Regions from separate parts of the Mus musculus genome. Here region 1 is linked to region 2. The links are chromatin loops, found by intact Hi-C in ENCODE. Cell type or tissue: gastrocnemius. All regions are shown on one strand. Links, peaks and the distances in the headings refer to the core of each region. The heading gives the core; the rest is flanking DNA. Region 1 holds the start of Fam168b (family with sequence similarity 168, member B). Region 2 holds the start of Ccdc115 (coiled-coil domain containing 115).

Region 1 (9,819 bases), core at 638-8,637, 400 kb after region 2:
CTGGTAGTCTTGGTTCTATAAGAAAGCAGGCTGAGCAAGCCAGGTGAAGCAAGCCAGTAAAGAACATCCCTCCATGGCCTCTGCATCAGCTCCTGCTTCCTGACCTGCTTGAGTTCCAGTCCTGGCTTCCTTGGTGATGAACAGCAGTATGGAAGTGTAAGGCGAATAAACCCTTTCCTCCCCAACATGTTTCTTGGTCCTGATGTTTGTGCAGGAATAGAAACCCTGACTAAGACAGTAGGTAAGAAGAATCATGAATAGTGCTGGCTTGAGACAAAGCATGGTAAGGGCTGAAGGAGAAATGGACGCTTTGAGCGCAGAAAGCAAGCTCTGAAGGAGCTCCTCCCAAGAGAGGGGTGGCAGTGAGGAGAAACGTGGTAGCGCTGCCACAGCCAAGCAGGACAAGCGGCCTTTAGGGACGTCAGACCACTCCAGAGGCCAATGACGAGCGTTTCCTGATGTGATTAACGTGAAGCCCTCGCTTCCACCTCAGCTCCGAGAGAGAGGTAAGAACAGTGTAGGACTGAGAAAAGGAAACAGTACAGTTCCCCTTTCAATCATCTGGTCAACCACCTCAGTGTGCTGGAAGGAAACCCATGACACCATCGGTTCTGTGTCCAAATACAAACACCCTCCTTGAATTATTTATTCTATGCTGAGATTCCCTTCAAAGACTGCAAGCCCAATGACAAACTTTAACTTAAGCCATTTAAAGTCTAGCTCAGAATTACCAAAGCACACCTGATTAGCAGATGTAAAACATAAACTTATCACTGCATTAAATAACCCCTGACATTCTCTGTACTCTCACATGACAGAAGTCAGCTACTATGTACCAGCCAAGACACTGCTGCAAGTGTCAAATGGAGCCAGCACCTAATGTCCAGTTAACAGCAAAGTCCAGGCGTCTGAGGAACAAATGGAAGGAGACTTAGGAGGCAAACCACACAAACCCACAAGGAGGGGCATTCTCAAGAACAAACGTCTATTCTTAGATATTAGGAACACAGGGGACGATGTTCCACAATTAGATTTACTCTAAAGGCAGTAGGTGGATTTTGTTTAGATTATGATTTATATCTGTAAAAAACATATTTTAGTAATATAGAACAAAAGTGAACACACGCAGAGTTTGTTATTTATGGTAATAGTACTGTGTTTATATGTGTGACCATTTGTATATATATTAGGAGGTGTGGCCTTATTGGAGTAGGTGTGTCACTGTGGGTGTGGACCTAAAGCCCTCAACCAAGTAGCCTGGACATCAACCAGTCTTCACTAGCAGCCTTCAGATGAAGATGTAGAACTCTCAGCTCCTCCTGCACCATGCCTGCCTGGATCCTGCCCTGCTCACACCTTGAAGATAATGGACTGAACGTCTGAACCTGTAAGCCAGCCCCAATGAAATGTCCTTTATAAAACATGCCTTGGTCAAGGTGTCTGTTCACAGTAGTACAGCCCCGAGACAATATGTCAATATGTAAACTGTTAGACTACAAAAGGATGTAGCAATGGGAATACCTACACTTTAAAGTACTTCCTTAAAAAGGGCAAATACTGTAAACTTTACTTCAGTATGTGAGGAACATGGCTGCAAAGAGTGTCGTCCCTCCCACCCATACTTTTATGCCTGCATAACAAATAAGCAAAGAGACACCTGGAGCAGCACCTGGTTTTCTTGTGCCACTGGTCACACAGCAGCCACCAATCCTTACTCTGAGCTGGTGTGGACAAAGCATCCACATTGACTGCAGGGCCAGAGTTCCTAGGATTCTCATTTGAACTTACTCAACTGTGGGAATGCTGTGGGTGGTTTGATGCCTGCATCAGAACAAACCATCCAACCGTACCCATAAAGACTGCACAAATCCCTCAACAGTAACAGCAACATCACAAGCACATCGTTAAAATGAGAGGTCTGTCTGTCTGTCTGTCTTTCTTTTTTAAAAAGAATTTGTGTTTAATGAGGCTAGAGATTTAGCTCAATGGTAGAGTACTTAAGGCCCCAGGTTCAGTCCTCAGATCCAGGAGGGAAAAAGATATAATTACAAAATAGACCCTCCCGATTAAGGTTCTCAGGATAGTTTTTTATTATTTATATTTATGCTTGTGTCCTGTGAGTGAATGCTGTGTGTGTGTGTCAGATCCTTTGGACCCGGGTTACAGGGAGTTGTGAGCTGCCTAAAACAGTGCTGGGAGAAGAACTGGAGGTTCTGCATGACCACGGAGCACTCTCAACTGCCCAGCCATAGCTCTAGTCCATAGTTTGAGTTTTAAAACATAAACACTAGTGTTGAGCTGAAGTGGTAACTGCAACATTTTAAAGGTCTTACTAGTGTTTCATATCAACACGAATTTCATGGTGCTGTAACTGTCTCTATCCCAGAGATAGATGCTTAAATAAGTAAATTACAGATTGATTAGAAAAATATCAGCATTGGAAAGTTTTCCTTATGTCTGATAGCAAGGAGAGTAGTCTTGCAAGAAAACTCTCTAGTCCACCAAATTCAGCATTCACTGCTGTCTGTGCCCTTCCCAGACAACGTCGGGCTTTTCTGTAGAGAAGTCTGATCTCAAACAAACAAAACTACAGAACACAGACAGAAGCCAGGCATCACTACTGAGACACTAACACATTCATGCTTCGAAACTGTTCTCAGCTGGGCCATAAAAATTAACCGTCTATAAGACAAGCTAGGAAGACAACTCCCTTAAACCATAGGACCTTCGAAAATTATTTTTAACATGCATTTTTTTTCTTCTTCTTCTCATCTCTGTCTAACATTAAAATGGACAGAAAGGCAGGTGTAGAGCTAGCCCAAACCAATCTGAGACTGGAGAAAAGTCCAGTAACAGCAGCCAGCGGTTTCCTCCTCCTTCCTGGGTTCCAGGCACTGGCCTTATACAGACGGTCACTTCCACCCTTAGGGGCAGGAGGTCAGGAGAAGGGCAATTCTATCAACCGCTTCTCAACACCTCCTAGGTGAATGCAGAGACAAGCAACTCAAAACCCTGAAGCCCCCGCCTACTAGACCTTAACTTTCATTTGGTTCTGGTTACAATTAATTTTAACACCCGTAAAGCTTTTCTCACATGTCAAAACATTCCAAAAATGCTGCACGAGTAAACTACAGACACTACCGAAAAAAAAAAAATGAGCCAGCTTTATACAAAGACTAAAGAAAGCAAGCCCTTCAACGATTTCCACCACAGTAGCTTCGGCATTAGGAAAGGTGGCCTAGATTTCTCAAATCTTGGCTGTCAAAGGGAAAACCACTCATTAGCCTTTGACCTACCGAAGTTTTAAAGGCCGTCCTAATTACTTGCACCAGAACTACTCTAATTTAAAATCTTGTCATACTACAGAAAATCATCTCATCTTACACAAGGCGAAGTGGAGAGTTTAAGGCATAGGAACTGCCCAAACCTTTTTTTCTTTTTTTAAATTTTTTTTAAATGTAAGGTGTGTATGCGCACATGTGAACCTTTTCACTAGCAAACCTCCTTGCACGCAGAACACTCCAAGATGTTTACGTGAGTGCTTAAAACAATCAGCTCAGACAATGCAGGAGATACCACGAGAGAGAACACCCAGCCGAGGACGCGCTGGCAGGTCGTCCTTCTCTTTTTTCAGATGAACCTGGGCCACGGCCCGGAACGTCCTTCCTTTGCTAAGGTACCCTCCGAAGCCCACGTTTTCCAGCGAGAGGGGGATCGCCGGGTCTGCGGCGGCCCCGCGACCTTCCCGCCCCGCCCCCCGGCCCGCCGCGGACAAAGCGGCGCCCCTGCTCCCCGCGCGGCCCGACCAGGCGCTGCACAAAGCGCCGCACTTCCGGCCCGCGCCCGCCCGCCCGCCCCGAGCTGCCGCCCCCATGCTTCCCGTACTCACGGTGGCCTGAGCCTCCGGGACCGGCGCGCGCCGGCCCGAGCCGGCACGGCGTGGGGCTCGGCGACGGGCAGTGCCCAGACGACGCTCGGTTGCGGCCGACCGCTAGGCCCGCGCTGCCTCCCGCCCGCCCGCCAGCCTCGCCGCGGCCCCCGCTCCCGCCGACGCTGCGCAGACACCGCAGCCCACGACCTCACTTCCGCCCGCCGCGCGCCAGCCGGGGGCGCGCCGGGCACGTGACGCAGCTGCGCGCGCGCGCCCCGAGAGGCTTGCGCGAGATGCCCGGATGCTAGGACGCGCGCCTAGACTGCGAGCCTCCGCTCAAGCTCCGGCTAAAACCGGGCTGCAAACATCCTTGTAGAAAGTAGTTATGGCCCGTTGTAAGCATTTCCCCTGTTTTGTCCTTGTTTGGTTTTGGACCAGGATGGCCTTGAATTTACAGCTCTTCCTGCATCTACCTCTAGAGTACTGGCCTTAAAGCGACAGCCACCGAGCACAGTCCTAAGATTTTATTTTTAATATGCGTGTAAGTGTGTAGCTGTGTGTGGGGTTGTTCACAAGAGTGCTGGCATGTGATCCTCTCTAGCTGGAGTTACAGGGGATTTCTAGCTTTCCTACGTGCGGTGGTGATGGAAACTTCTCTGAGCCATCTCTGGGATTCCCCACCCCCCTTTAAAAAGATGTATTCGTTTTGTGTGTGAGTGTTTCGCCTGCAAGAATGTGTGTTCACTGCCAAGTACCTGCTTAACGCCTACAGAGGTCAGAAGAGGGAGTTACAGATGTTTATGAACCATTCTGTGAATTGAACCCAGGTGCTCTATAAGAGCAAGCAGCAAACATAGCCTTTAACCCCAACATTTGGGACGCAGAGGCAGGGGGATCTCTAAGTTAGAGGCCAACTTGGTCTAAGGATTGATATCAGCCAAGGCTATGCAGAAAAATTCTGTCTAGAGAAGAAAAATAATCACTGAGGCATCTCTCCACCCTCTTTTCTTTTTGATCTTTCAGTTCCAAGGCCACCAAAAAGATTTTTACCCCGGTAAGCTTGCATCTGTCACAGAGCTAAGAAATAACAAGCACTTAGAGCAAGCCCCAAACCACACTGGCTTCACAAAACAGAAAAGTCAACATCAAGTATGCATGCTAGGAAATGTTTGGGAATAGAGAATAGTAAAAAAGGGGCAGTTAAGCTTCCTATCAGATATGAAAGCATATTTAAAGGCTGCAGCCGATAAGCTCACTAGTGCACAAATAATGAACCAATGGAATGTAATGGGAAATCCAGAAGTATACTAAAACAATTGGGAGAAGTTGACATCTAATAAAATATTTCATATCACTAGGTGCTATTATTTGGATCTTAAAGGTTCAAAAAAAAAATCTACATGTTGATGTCTTGGCTGCTAGCCTGAGAGCTGACACTGTGTATGCTACACAGACTCAGAGATTTGCCTGCCTCTGCCCTTAAGTGCTGGGATTAAGGACATGTGCCACCATGCCTGGCTTTTCCCACCATTTTTTTTCCACAGCAAACATGACTAGCTGAGGATGAAGAAGGATCACTAAATTATTGGTACTGGGGCCACCACAAACGTATAGACTGTATCTGTAACTCATGCACCAGAATAGATTCCAACTTTTAAAAAAGGCATACATTTTTAAGTGTGGAAACAAAAAAGAAGAGAACATGGGGAAGTTCATTTCTAAATATGGAGTAAAGAACTTCTCTTGTCAAAAGCCACCAACAATGCCTATGAGGAACACTGATTGGAGGGGCAAGGAAGTGGGATTAGCAGGTTAAAAAGCTTTGCACTGAAGCCTGGGGGTCCTCAGAGCCCACTAGTGAAAGAGAACAGTCTCCATTAAAATTTTGAAAATGTTTTGGAGAAATCACCTTAAGGAAAATTAAAAGGCACTTGATTAAGAATGAAACACCACAAAAGGTTAATCTCTTTAGTATTCTGAGACCTTCCAGAGGCCAATAAGAACCAGTTATAGCCGAGAACATATAAATAGGTCTCAATAATATGGAAAAAAAAAGTCAACTGTATCTCTACATACACACAAAAAAATTCAGGTTAAAACTTTAAGACACAGGACTTTGGAGGCAGAGATATAAGGAGAGCCTCAAGCTTGAAGCCATCTGGCCTACATGGTGAGTTCTTAGGCCATCAAGAATTTGTTTCAATAAGAAAGGCAACAAAACAAAACCTCAAGCAAACAAACATTAAGGTGGCATTTTTACCAGTGGCTGGGAAATACTGCTTTAAAAAAGGCAATATCCTCTGTTGGTGAAGCCTCAGAAGTGGACACCCAGCAGCTGGATGGGTGAGGGGACCTTCTGAGATGTGTATCAGGATCAGTGCACACAAAGACACAGAGCTTTTAGCTCAGCAACTCCATTTCTGAAGGCTCATCCATATAGGTAACTTTCTACTAGCCAGGGTTCTCTATAGAGTAACAGAGTTTAAAGAATGAATCTCTGTATATGTAAAAGGGAGATTTATTAGAACGGTTTTCAGACAGAGGTCCAACTAATTCAACAATGGTTGCCGATGAACTGAAGGTCTGAGAATTTAGCAGTGCTCAGTCCACGAGGCTGGATGTCTCAGCTGGTCTTCAGTATACACTGGAATCCTGAAGAAGTGGGCTCTAATGCCAGTGAAAGAGTAGACTTGCTAGTAGGCAAGAGCGAGCAGGCAAACAAAAGCTTCCTTCTTCCATGTCCTTACATAGGCTTCCAGAAGAAGACGTGGCCCAGATTATAGGTGTGTCTTCCTGCCTTAGGATCCATAGTAAAGGCCAGTTGATCTTCCAATTTCAAATTAAGCAAATGCTCTCCATTTTTGGATTTTAGTTAATTTCAAATGTAGCCAAGTTGACAGCCAAGAATAGCCATCACACTTATAAAATTAAACAAGTACACACTTATTCCAGAGAGCTTTCCTTATAACAGTACAAAACAGGAAGCTCCCTCCAGATGTTATTTTGGGATCTGGGATAGAGGGCTGTGCTGAACTTTTCTAGCCTAAGGATGGAGCTGTTATCACCCCAGGACAGAATGGGATCTGAGCAAGGCTGCAGTTCACTCCAAGTATGGTGTGGAAGAGTTCTCCATAACATGTTCTAATCTCTTATGGCATCATGACGCTACTGTAGAAGAATCTACACTTTAGGCAACTGGGTCATTTGACCCCTTATAACTCATGAAGTCTTTACAAAGCCAAATCTAAGAAAAAGGTAAGTAAATCACGCTGTAAACTGTATTCCTTCACCAAGTGATGAGCTGCCCCTCTAGTCATCTAGATGCGACCCTGTGGTGGTATGAATTGTCAGCCTAACAGACTCTAGAGGCACCAAGAAATCCCTCCTCCATAGGAGATTATCTTGGGTGTGTTAATTGATGGGTAAACCCATCTTAATGGTGGTTGGAACCTTGCCTTGTGTCATGACCCCTGCACTGTATAAAATTAATAAAGGGAACTTTTTGTTTGTTTGTTTTTCGAGACAGGATTTATCTGTGTAGCCCTGGCTATACTAGAACTCACTCTGTAGACCAGGCTGGCCTCGAACTCAGAAATCCACCTGCCTCTGCCTCCCAAGTGCTGAGATTAAAGGCGTGTACCACCACTGCCCGGCGAATAAAGGGAACTTAACACCAGCATACATTCTTCCATCTTTGATTCTTAATTGTGGGTACAATGTGACCAATTCCTTCAAGTGCTTGTGCTTTGATAGCCCTGCCATGATGGGCTATAACCTGGAACTGTGAGCCACGCCAACCCATTCTCCCTGAAATTGTTTTAGTTAGAATTTGTTTATTTGTTTGTTTTGAGCCAGGGTTTTACTATGTAGCCCAATCTAGCCTGGAACTCCCTCTGTACACCAGGCTGGCCCCAGACTAACAGAAATCTGCCTGTGTCTGCTTCTCAAGTGTTTAACGGCATGCACCAGTGTGCCTGGCTTTGCTACCTTATTTTCTCACAGCAGTAGGAAAGTAAAGTGAGTTATCCATGACTTTTTGTTCCTGTGATAAAACACACCTATAAGCAGCTTGTGGAAGAACTTACTTTGGCTTACAGTTCCAGAAGGCTAGAGTCTGTAATGTGGGCCCTGGCAGCAGGGTATGTGTGGCATCTGGTGGCCAGAGCAGGAAGCTAAGAGCCAGCCCCCAGTGACAAGAGTTCCTCCAGCCAAGCTAAATCTCCTGAATACTCCATAACTGACTCAGTGTCACCAAGGAACCGAGTGTTTAAATACCTGAGGGACATTTCCACCACCACACTGAGATCGATTCCCCGAACAGGTGTTCTACCTAATAAGACCTAACAGCCAGAGCACCATGACATGAGACACTACCTGACTGCCTGCACACAACCCTGCCTCCACATCAAAGTAGCTCTATAGAATGCCTCCAGGGAGACAGTATTCTTAAATGTTATCCACTTCCCAGATCTGCCACCTTCTGCCAAGATGAATCTCTCCCTAGCCTGTCAGTGTCATCCTGCCAGCACAAACAACCCAAGTACCCATTACTAGGGGATAGTTCAATGAACCCTGGTTCATCTATATGGTAAAAATTCTAATTAAAACAGAGAAGAAAGCAAAGCAAAGAAACAAGGAGCCTTCCCATAGATCAACATGGGGACATAGGATTGTGCTGAAGGACACTGTGTAAAAAAGGAGAAATACATATAGTGTAAAAATATTGTGTAATTTACAAATCATTCAAAAGCAAATAGCACCAACTACCTGTGGTGAGGCTGGGATAGAGTGGGACCTGAGCAGGTTGGGGGAATTAGGAGAAAGATAATGTTTGTGAAGGCTTTCTTTGCAGCAAAACAAAAATCTCATTTTTTTTTTCCTGGAAGCACAAAAAGTATCATAATCCCTTCAGAAAAAAGTCTAGCTGTTTCTTATAAAACTAAATGTACTATCCTACAAATTGTACTGTGGAGAATAAAATCATGCAATCATGACATCCTCGAGTGGCCCCTCCTGTTGGGCTTAGACCAGAAACTAAAGTTTCAGCACAGACACACAGGGTCTAGAGTGGATGCTCACTCACACACAGTGGGCCTGCTGAGGGCGTGTGCTCACTCACACACAGTGGGCCTGCTGAGGGCGTGTGCTCACTCACACACAGTGGGCCTGCTGAGGGCGTGTGCTCACTCACACATAGTGGGCCTGTTGAGAACATGTTTTAATCCTCTTCTTCCTTCTTGACAAGGAGTTAGAACACAAAGCCAATTTCACTAAATTAGAAAACTTACTAAGCCTCTTCACTAGTTCCTGGAAAACATATTTAACTCAAACTGTATTCAAATACAACTCTTTTTCCTATTATTTAAGGTATGTATGTATGTATGTATGTATGTATGTATATGTATCACTTCTGTATATATTCATTAAAGAAAATTTTGGTATCTGGAGAGATAGCTAGCAGTTAAGAGTACTGGCTGCTCTTAAGGACATCTCTGGCCTCCATGGGAACCTGCACCGTGTATACATACTCCCACACAGACAGACAGACAAGTAATTTAAAATGAAAGGAAAATTCAATAAGTGCAGTAAAGTAGGAAAAAAATCTGCATTTTCTATTGCTGTGAAATTATCATGACTCAAAGCAACTTAGGGAAGGAAGGACTTATTTAGTTTATAAATCTTGATCACAGTCTGACATCGAGGGAAGGCAAGGCAGGAACTCAAGCAGAGACCGTGGAGGGACCCTGCTTACTGGTCTGCTTTCTTATATAATCCATGACCTCCTGCTAAAGGATTGCATTGCCTGTACTGAGATAGGCACCGCCCCCCAATGCCAATCACTTTAGAGAAAGTCCCCAGACTTATCTGATGGAGATTTTTTTCTCATTTGAGGTTCCCTTCCCAGATGATCCTAGTTTGTGTCAAGCTGACAAAAACTAATCAGTACA
Region 2 (9,819 bases), core at 976-8,975:
AAAGCTGGGTGCCGGACTCACTTAACATCCAACTGAAACCCCAGAAGTTCATTATGATTCCTTTACTACTGTATTAATACAATCCCAAATCCAAAAATCACATAAATTCCACTTTCTTTTAAAAACTGATTTAAGAGCTGGTGAGATGGCTCAGTGGGTAAGAGCACCCAACTGCTCTTCCGAAGGTCTGGAGTTCAAATCCCAGCAACCACATGGTGGCTCACAGCCCTCTTCTGGAGTGTCTTCAGACAGCTACAGTATACTTAAAAAAAACCCAAACCTAAGAGGGTCTGGAGTGATGGCTCAGTCATCAAGAGCACCCCCAGGGGGGTAGTGTGTAGAGGATGAAAGGGGGAGCCACACACCTTTAATTCCAGCACTAGTGAGACCTCTGTGAGTTTGAGGCCAGCTTGGTCAAGAGCAAGTTCCAGGACAGCCAAAGCTACATAGAGAAACCCTGTCTCAAAAACAAAAACAAAAAAAACCAAACCACCAAAAACCAAATAAGCAAACAACAACAAAAGAGCAAACCCTGTGTCTTAGGGTTTCTATTCCTGGACAAAACATCATGACCAAGAAGCAAGGTGGAAAGGATTTATTTAGCTTACACCTCCAAACCGCTCATCACTAAAGGAAGTCAGGACGGTCAGGAAGCAGGAGCTGATGCAGAGGCCATGGAGGGATGTTCCTTACTGGCTTGCTCAGCCTGCTCTCTTATAGAACCCAAGATTACCAGCCCAGAGATGGTCCCGCCCACAAGGGTCCCTCCCTCCTTTCTCACTAATTGAGAAAATGCCTTACAGCTGGATCTCATGGAGGCATTTCCTCAACTGAAGCTCCTTTCTCTAACTCTAGCCTGTGTTAAGTTGATACACAAAACCAGCCAGTACACCCTGACTATTCTTTGGAGGACCCAGGGTTTCCTAGCACCCACAGGAGACATAGGGCCTCTTCTCGCCGAAGGGCAGAAGACACCACATGGTACAGACATACACTGGGAAAGCCCCCATACACTGAAAATAAAATGAGAGCTCTGTGACACTTACTGTAGCTTTTACTTTATTCAATTTTTCTGTACAAATTTCTGTTTTTACAATTCATAAGTAGAAAAACCAATATAAGCAAAATTAACAAATTAGGAAGAAATATTTACACCCCACAAACAATTACATTCCCCTTCCCAACACAACTGGATAGCTCAGGAAAAAAACGTGAAGCAAGACACAGTTTCCAGGTGAGAGAATGCACCTTCAGCAAAGCAGCTGGGTCTCACTTCTATAAGCTAAGTGCAATCAGGAAGGTCACCCTGATTCCCCGGAAGAATGAGTTATTTTTCCTTTTATAACAGAAGTAATATTTCCTGCTAGCTATTCTGGTATTTGTGTATTTGTGTGTGTGTGTGTGTGCTGTCTTGTCTATAAACTTCCCAGGGCTTAAGTGATCCTCCTGCCTCAGCCTCTAGAGTTGCTGGAGCTACAGGCACGCGCTGCCACGCCCAGCCTGAGGTACTTTTATTGACTGGAATTGTCCTGATCTACCTTATGTTTCTAGACTCCCTTTCTTCTCTGTCACCATTTCTGCAGGGCTTCACTATCCCAGATGGCTGCCGCAGGTTATTCACACGTCACTGTCATGCCCTGAGACCATGGCCTAGAACTAGGTGCTCTCTACACTGCTCAGCTTTGCTTCATCAAACTTCATAACTCAACTTCATGCCTCGAAAAGCTAGAAACCGCGCAGACTAAGGACATTTCTAGGTGGGGCATCAGCTGAGACAGGGGCTGCTTATAAAAAGAAGAAGGCCTGAGGTAAGGTGGTAGCATCCACGGCAGCTATGCTCAGTGCCTCCCAATGTGGATGCAGGTCAGGCAGGCCCAGGGTCCAACTCCTTCAGTTTTTTCTGGAGGCCTCGAAGCTGACTCTGACCCCAGTTGATGCGAGTCTGGAGACTGGCTATATCTGCAGCCAGCTGTAGGCCTGGTGAGAGAAGAGGAATGTCATCATGGTAAGATCCATGGAGTGCCGCCCCCCCAACCCCTAAGACTGCAGGGGTGTTAGGCCTCCCTAGCCAGTACAATAGTCCTAAAACTCACCATCCCGGAAGCTGGCTTGGGCCTGCCGCAGACTGTGAGGAACCAAAATTCCAAACCAGTTCAAGGGATCTTGAGGAACTACAGCAGATCCTAACTCTTTGGTCTTGGTGGGGCCCTTGCGCCTGCGCAGAGCTGAAAGAAAGGCCATACAGTCCTCATGACCACAATGAGCTTAGTCCAAGTTCATGATTCTGAGAAACACTGGAGGTTAGCTATTTCCCCAACCTTCTCCTGTGTCTGGAAATAGTAACACTCCCCCCTTTGTAATCCAGTTGACTCTGTCTATTCTGACTTCCAGGACAGACAATTCTGTTTACCCAGAACAAGACTACGACTGACTTTGCCAATTTACCTAAAAGTGATGAAATGTCCCCAAGCTGTTTCAGGAGTGATTAACTGGGATTGGAGGTTTATTTCCAAGGAACATCTAGATATAGGGATATACATTTTCTGTTCTGTTGAGCTCCTTTGAATGCAAAACTCATCCCACTATAAAAGAGTCCACCTTTAACTGTGTAGAGATTAAAGTACCAGAGCAAACTCCATTTTGTTCTCAGACTCCATTTTAAGCTAACCTGCCCTCACAATGACTTGGCTCCCACCCTTGAGTTCTGAAAAAAACAAAAAACAAAACGAAATGAAAAGCAAAAAACAACCAAACAAACAAAAATCCGAAATATTCTTGGCAGTTGCAAAACAGACGTAATAGCTGTGGTCAGTCGATAATAATGGGGTGGGCTAAGAAAACATGATTCGTTCCCAGGTGAAGATGCACCTTTTAGATGTGTGGTCCCTCCTTGTGGTTTGACCAGATGCTGTGAACCAATCAGCTTAAACGCCAACATTCCTTTAACCCTCTTACCCAACCATGTTATGTCAAGGAGGCTTGGAATACACCCCATTCCCTTAGACCTCCTCGGGCGGCTCTCCTATCCTGTTACTTGAACCCTACCTATCAAAGTATAAGAACCCCACCCTCCCACACCCCCGCCCCCCAGACATTCAACTCTCCAGCTCAGACGCTCTCCATTAATCAGATTCCGAATGAAGCAATTTCCTTAAATGTTCAATGAGTTTTGTCTTTAGCGCTGAGTAAGGGCTGACAGGTGGAAAGGAGACTTACATGCTTCGCTAGGCCCCACTTCCTCGGGGGTCTGGGCGTCAGCTTTGATCACCCTGAAGGTCTGGGGTCCATCCTGGGCCTCGCTGGGAAAAAAAAAAAAAAAAAAAAAAAAAGGGAAGTTGGATCTCTGGCCGCGCCGGCCTAGGTCCTGCCCATCCACTCTCCAAGGGGGGGGGGGGGGGGGGGCGCTCACCTGGCACGCACGCAGACCTGAGGCTCCATACGCGAGGCATACTGCAGGGGTCCTACCGACTTGGCTCCCATGGCATAGCGAGCCTTGGCAAGTGAGAGCCAACCCTGGGGAGACAGGAGAGACTTGAGACTGTTTTCCCTCCCTGTGCCCGCTTTCTATCCCTCCTTCCATTCCCCGTGGCCCACCTCCTCCACCCTGGCGTTCAGCGCCGCCCGCTTCGCCTCCAGTTCCTCCAGGTCACTGAGCAGCTGTAGGCACTTGGAGTCCAACTCCTCTCGCAGAGCCTGGACCGCCATGGCCCAGCCAGTCTTGGGACACGCGCGGATGGGCGGAGCCACTTCCTTCCAAGCCGCCGAATCACTGCGCGGCCATGTGCATGACAGCCAATAAGCGCTCAAGATCCGCCCTTAGGGGGGCAGTACTAATCGTGACCCGGAAGTCAAAGGCTTCAACTTCCGGGTGATCCCTGTCACCAGCCAGGACGCGGATTAGCGCCTGGAGCGGGATACTTCTCGAATCCGATGGCTACCAAAAGTCGGACCTTAACTTGAATCTAGGAAGCCATGCGCACAGTTCCTGCTTTTACTCTTCGCTAGCCTGCTGCCTGACCAGCTCAAGCACCGGTGAAGCCGCAGACGGACTAACTAATCAGGACGGTCTTAGACCACGTGACATCCCAAATCCGGGTAATTAATTGGTTGCCCGTCTGACCAATCACCTTGCGACGCCCTCCTCCATTCGCCATCTTAAGATGGGGCACTCTGACCGGCAGTGGAATCGAGTGAAGCCTCTAAAGGCCTTTTTGGTTGAGGGCGGAAGTGATCACTGCGTGGTGCCAGCAGCGCCAGAAGAGTTGGGACTCGTGAGGGAGCGGCGCTCATCATGGTAGGATGTTTTGATTTCCTGTTCTGGTTTAGCGGGAAAGAAGGGGACTACGGGAGGGCTGAGTTGTGGTCCTCGGTGCTCCGAAGTGGATGGTGACCCTGTGTGTTCTCTAGCTCCGTCGGGAGGCTCGCCTGCGCCGCGAGTACCTGTACCGCAAAGCCCGGGAGGAGGCGCAGCGATCCGTTCAGGAGAAGAAGGAGCGAGTCAAGCGTGCTCTAGAAGGTAAGGCCTCCCTGTGCTGGTGGGTTACAAGTCCTTGCTCGAGCATACTACACGGAGGTGTAAACGCATTTGAACTTAATGTATTTGTATCAGGGTGGCTGGTCATCTTTCCTTTCTCTGCTCGTTAGGTAGGACCTCACTGCTCACTGGTTTCTGAATGATCCCACCATGTGATAGTATGGCCGTTTATGCTACAGTTGCCCATGTCTACAGGTTGATTGCCAGTTTTGCTTACAGAATATCTAGTTTTTATTTAGTTTTAAAACATTGCCTCTGTCGGGTGGCGGCGGCGCACGGTTTCAATCCCAGCCCTCGAGAGGCAGAGACAGGCCGATCCCCGAGTTCGAAGCCAGCCTGGTCTACATAATGAGTTCCAGTACAGCCAGAGCTAAAACAGAGAATCCCTGTCTCGAAAAACCAAAAACCAAACCAAATCAAGCAACAAACCAACAAAAAACCTTTGCCTCATCTAATTGATTCCCATCTTAGGGAATGGGTCTGCAAGAATCCTTGGTATTTGTTTTTGTTGTCTTCTTCAAAACAAAATTAGAAAAACCTGTTATTGATTGTTATAATTGTCTTGCATTTTAATTCTTCTTCCATTTAGAATTTGACATTCGTTTTACAGGTTAGTTTAAAACTTTGCCTTACATTAATTCACATTTTCATTTGCCCTAATAAATGAAGATCCTCTATCACAGAGCTTAATTGGAAATGTTCTATTTATCCCTATTTTGCTTTTGTATCTAAGGAACTTCATGTCTCCCGCCTGATTGATAGTACAATATCCCTGGTGCCAGTAATTAAATTCCGTTCCTGTAATTTAGGACTATAAAGTATATGTGTGTCATGTAACGTTTTTTTGAGTTAAGAAGCATAATGTTAGGGCTGGGATTGTACCACAGTTGTTAGAGAGTGCTTCCTAACATGAAGGAGGCTCTGGATTCTGTCCCCAGCCTGACTCAACTGTGCCTGGGGGCCTATGTCCCAACACTGGTAAGGTGGAGGCTAGAGGATCAGGAGTTCAAGGCTTGCTTTGGCTGCATGAGTTTCAGATCAGCCTGGGCTATATAAGCATAATGTTAAGTATCTGTGACCCATTACCATAACTTAAAAAAAAAGTTTTAAAAAAATGGCTCAAGGATTCAGAGCACTTCCTGCTCTTTGAGAGGACCCAAATTCATTCCCTACTACCCATATAGAGTGACTCACAACTGTCTGTAACCCCAGGGATCCAGTGTCCTCTGGCCTTAGCAGCTACCTGAACACATGTGAACTCAGGCAGGAACACATACACAGAAAAATGATCAATATATTAGCATTTGCAACCATCTATTATTAACTATATTATTATTAACTATATTAAATATTGCATTAAAAGAAACTGTTGTAAGTATTATTTGTGTTCACATTATGCCTACTTATATCCCTAGGTTATTAGCGTATGTGTTTGGCTTTGTATTTGTTTGGGTTGGGGGCTCAGTATTGTTTCTAAGATGCAGAAGGAATGGTTGGACTTTTCTTCTTGTGGGTATCCCTAGGGAGGCTCCTTTTCCTGTGGCAGAGGAGAGCTTATGTCACTTGGTAGCTAGCTTGACAGAGTGCTGCTGTGACTCTCTCCCTTCCCTCACATGCTGGAGATGCGGAACTGGGCCTCAGGCCTTGCTGTCCACCTTAGTTCACAGAAAGAACCTCTGACCCCCGGCCAGCTGAGGCCATGCGCCTTGAGGTTACCTGTGCCTCCAGGTAGCAGTGTTCTTTTTTTATATTGTTTTGTTGTTATTGGTTTTTGAGCCAGGGTCTCACTATGTAGACTTGTCTGGCCTCACTCTTAGAGATCCCCTGCCTTTGCCTTCTGAGTGCTGGGATCAAAGGCAGGCGTGCTAACCACCTTAGTAGGCAGTGTGAAGACTTGGAGGTCACTGGTCTTCCTTCCTACTTAAGAAACAATTTCTTTCTGTCTTTTAAATGTATTTATTTACTTAAGTATGAGTGCTCTGGTTGCATGTCCACCTATATGCCAGAAGGGGGTGTCAGATTCCTTTATGGGTAGTAGTGAGCTGTGGTATGGTTGCTGGGAATTGAGCTCTGGACCTCTAGAAGAGCAGACAGTGCTTAACTGCTGTGCCATCTCACTAGCCCCTTTCTATTTTTTTTTTAAGCATTTATTATTTTTGTAGTGCTCCTCAACACCAAGGTCTTCTTCACCTGCAAGCAAACCAACCCCCAGTGCATTATCAGATTTTCTTTAGATTTTTTGTCTGGTTATAAAAATGACATTAATGCCGGGCGGTGGTGGCACACGCCTTTAATCCCAGCACTTGGGAGGCAGAGGCAGGCGGATTTCTGAGTTGGAGGCCAGCCTGGTCTACAAAGTGAGTTCCAGGACAGCTAGGGCAACACAGAGAAACCCTGTCTTGAAAAACCAAAAAAAAAAAAAAAAAAAAAAAAATAACATTGATAATGAAGAAGTATTTAGAAAATGAGCTCCCCAGTAACCATTAGTTGACAATTAGATGAAAAGAAGTTGATAACTAGGGGTGGTGGCGTACCCTGTACCCTGTTAGCGACACACTCAGCAGCAAAGCCATGGGCCTCTCAAGACCATTGGTTTGTTACCTCTGTTCGTTCTATATTTCTTACTGACTCTATTGAGGATGTTAAGAAAGAAATCAGGGGCTTTCACATTAAGTCCACACACTAGTGAACCACACAGTGTTATATACATTGTGTCTCACTCTGCCCTTCTCTTCCTTGCAGAAAACCAGCTGATTCCCACCGAGTTACGCCGGGAGGCTCTAGCCTTACAGGGGTCCTTGGAGTTCGATGATGCTGGTGGAGAAGGTAATCTGTGCTCTGCAGCCCTCTTCCACACTGAACCAACTTCTGTGCCCACTGGGCTCCAGGTCCTCTTCAGCCACACTGGACAATTTCCCACCTGATGGAAGTGTCCAGGTGAGCAGTTTCTGTACCTGTCCCCAGGTTCCTCCTGTCTGCCTGGGTGGCATCACAGGGGCTCTCCCCAAACAAATGCTTTCAGTTCTATTTATACGATAAACACAGTAGCTTTTAGTCTTTGCTCGTTGGAGTGTCTGCTGGAGCAGAAGTGTCCTTAGCACTGGTACCCACAGTGGGCTGGTAGCTGCTCTCCTGGCCACTAGAGGTGCATTTCCACTAGGCTCTCTTGAGCAGAGTCAGCATTTTCCTTGCCTCTTGTTCTCCTGACAGGTGTAACCAGCCATGTAGATGATGAATATCGATGGGCCGGGGTTGAGGATCCTAAGGTCATGATCACTACCTCCAGAGACCCTAGTTCTCGCCTGAAAATGTTTGCAAAGGTACTGGGCGTCAGGGAGTAGGGGATACCCAGGCCTAGTGGCCCCAGTTCTAATTCGGTGTTGGTCCATGGGCAGGAACTGAAGCTGGTGTTCCCAGGTGCCCAGCGCATGAACCGAGGTCGGCATGAGGTTGGAGCACTAGTGAGAGCTTGCAAAGCCAACGGGGTCACCGACCTGTTGGTGGTCCATGAGCATCGAGGCACACCCGGTAAGGCCTGCTAGAGGGCAAGGGAGCTTGGGCTGTTGTCATGGCAGAGTGTCTGACAGCCTCTCCCCTACAGTGGGGCTCATTGTCAGCCATCTGCCCTTCGGTCCTACTGCCTATTTCACACTGTGTAACGTGGTCATGCGGCACGACATCCCTGACCTGGGCACCATGTCAGAAGCCAAGCCCCACCTCATCACTCATGGCTTTTCCTCACGGCTGGGCAAGCGGGTGAGTATGGGAACCCTGTGGGAAGGGCTGAGGCTCAGACCAGCCCTGTGACTCTCTGTCCCTGTGTCCCCAGGTGTCGGACATCCTTCGTTACCTATTCCCCGTGCCAAAAGACGACAGCCATCGGGTCATCACCTTTGCAAACCAGGATGACTACATTTCATTCCGGTGGGTCCATGGGCTGAGTGTAGGGCCTGTGACCTTTGTAGTTCCTCAGCTAACCCACAGCCCCTACTGACCCACGTACGTACCTCTGCTTCCTTTTTCCTCAGGCACCATGTCTACAAGAAGACAGACCACCGCAATGTGGAGCTGACTGAGGTCGGGCCTCGATTTGAGCTCAAGTGTGAGTTTAGGCTTTAGTTTATGCCTGAGGGAGGTTAGTGGGGGGGTCCTTGACTGTGCATGGTGTGACATCTCTCCCCTCACCCTAGTGTATATGATTCGCCTGGGCACACTGGAGCAGGAGGCCACCGCAGATGTAGAGTGGCGCTGGCACCCCTACACCAACACCGCCCGCAAGAGGGTCTTCCTGAGTGCCGAGTGAGCTGAGCTACTTGCCAGTCAGAATGCAGACTTGGAATCCTGGATCAGAGACTTGTCACAGACAGATTCACTAATCCTAAGTGGAGACTGGAGGGATCTAAATAACCCCTCTGTCATCACGCTCCCAGCTGCCTCTAACTGGTCACGGTTGGCCTACTGTCTGTCAGGACAAACCTGAAGCCCACAGAGTATCTATGGGTTGAGGACCTAATGACAGTGGACTGAATAGTCACCTTCAGGCTGGGGTAGGGCTGCAGATCTGCACTGGAAAGTGGTTACTTTCTTCAGAGTTGGGCCCTGTGAACACTTTTTTCCTGTGGTTTAGGGTCAGTCTTTGTCACCAGCAGCAAGCCTACACCATTTAATTACCAGCCTAACTTACAAGCAGGGGCACCCTCCTCTAACTGCGAGCTTTTCCCCTCAGCCTCTTTGTTCGAAGAGATAGCGACTCTAAGACTTAATATTTCATGAATAAACGCCTAGGCCAACAGCTAGCGTCTATTCCCTGCCTAGCTCATTACTCAGTTCCTTGTTTGTTTTGTGAGTGCCCTATGGCTGGTTACCTCAGTTTCATGCAACCATCTCCTGTGCCTCTTTTCCAGAATCCCCTCTCTCTCCGCAGGATATCCCATCTCCTGTTTCTTGCCTTAGCTCATTGGCCATACTTTTCTATTGACCAGTGATATTTCCATACAGAACACAAGAGATTCTCTCTGCACCCTCCCTCTTTCCCAGGAGACAGAGTGACACCCACAGCCTGCCTACCATATCTCTGCCTATCTACATCTACAATGGGCCTGTCCATCAGCCACAGGGAGAGCTAGTGTTGCCCAGGGAAGGGCCTCAAGAGGCTGTGCCACAGCCGTTTGCAACTTACTGTCCTCTCTGTATCCAAAACCCTGAACTTCCCCAAGGGCCCTGGGTTTGTATAGAGTGGTTGTCAAGACCCTAGAGCTCGCAGAGAGAATTGGTGATGGGATCTA

The links. Peaks named below come from ENCODE experiments on the same cell type or tissue, not always from the same donor. Only the 100,000 strongest peaks of a DNase experiment are listed, where the experiment ranks them.
Region 1: it touches region 2 in a loop (2.5-fold over the local background); 5 of 42 quality-filtered maps call a loop at or near these places.

Annotation. Positions count from the first base shown.
Region 1 is chr1:34,838,939-34,848,757 of GRCm38, forward strand. It overlaps Fam168b (family with sequence similarity 168, member B), which reads right to left and starts at 4,112. Exons shown (of 7, transcript NM_174997.2): 1 at 3,890-4,112. In gastrocnemius, for the core only: a CTCF peak has its summit at 3,744; DNase peaks (open chromatin) are centred at 3,792 and 4,121; H3K4me3 peaks cover 3,138 bases; H3K27ac peaks cover 4,878 bases.
Region 2 is chr1:34,435,634-34,445,452 of GRCm38, forward strand. Ccdc115 (coiled-coil domain containing 115) reads right to left here and starts at 4,039. Exons shown (of 5, transcript NM_027159.2): 1 at 3,595-4,039; 2 at 3,410-3,513; 3 at 3,217-3,299; 4 at 2,094-2,225; 5 at 1,037-1,977. The coding sequence starts at 3,705. The coding sequence ends at 1,865. It overlaps Imp4 (IMP4, U3 small nucleolar ribonucleoprotein), which reads left to right and starts at 4,196. Exons shown (of 9, transcript NM_178601.3): 1 at 4,196-4,294; 2 at 4,408-4,516; 3 at 7,277-7,360; 4 at 7,745-7,854; 5 at 7,930-8,062; 6 at 8,136-8,290; 7 at 8,364-8,458; 8 at 8,563-8,636; 9 at 8,725-9,819. The coding sequence starts at 4,292. The coding sequence ends at 8,837. In gastrocnemius, for the core only: a CTCF peak has its summit at 4,457; DNase peaks (open chromatin) are centred at 3,265, 3,766, 4,140 and 4,823; H3K4me3 peaks cover 2,750 bases; H3K27ac peaks cover 1,624 bases.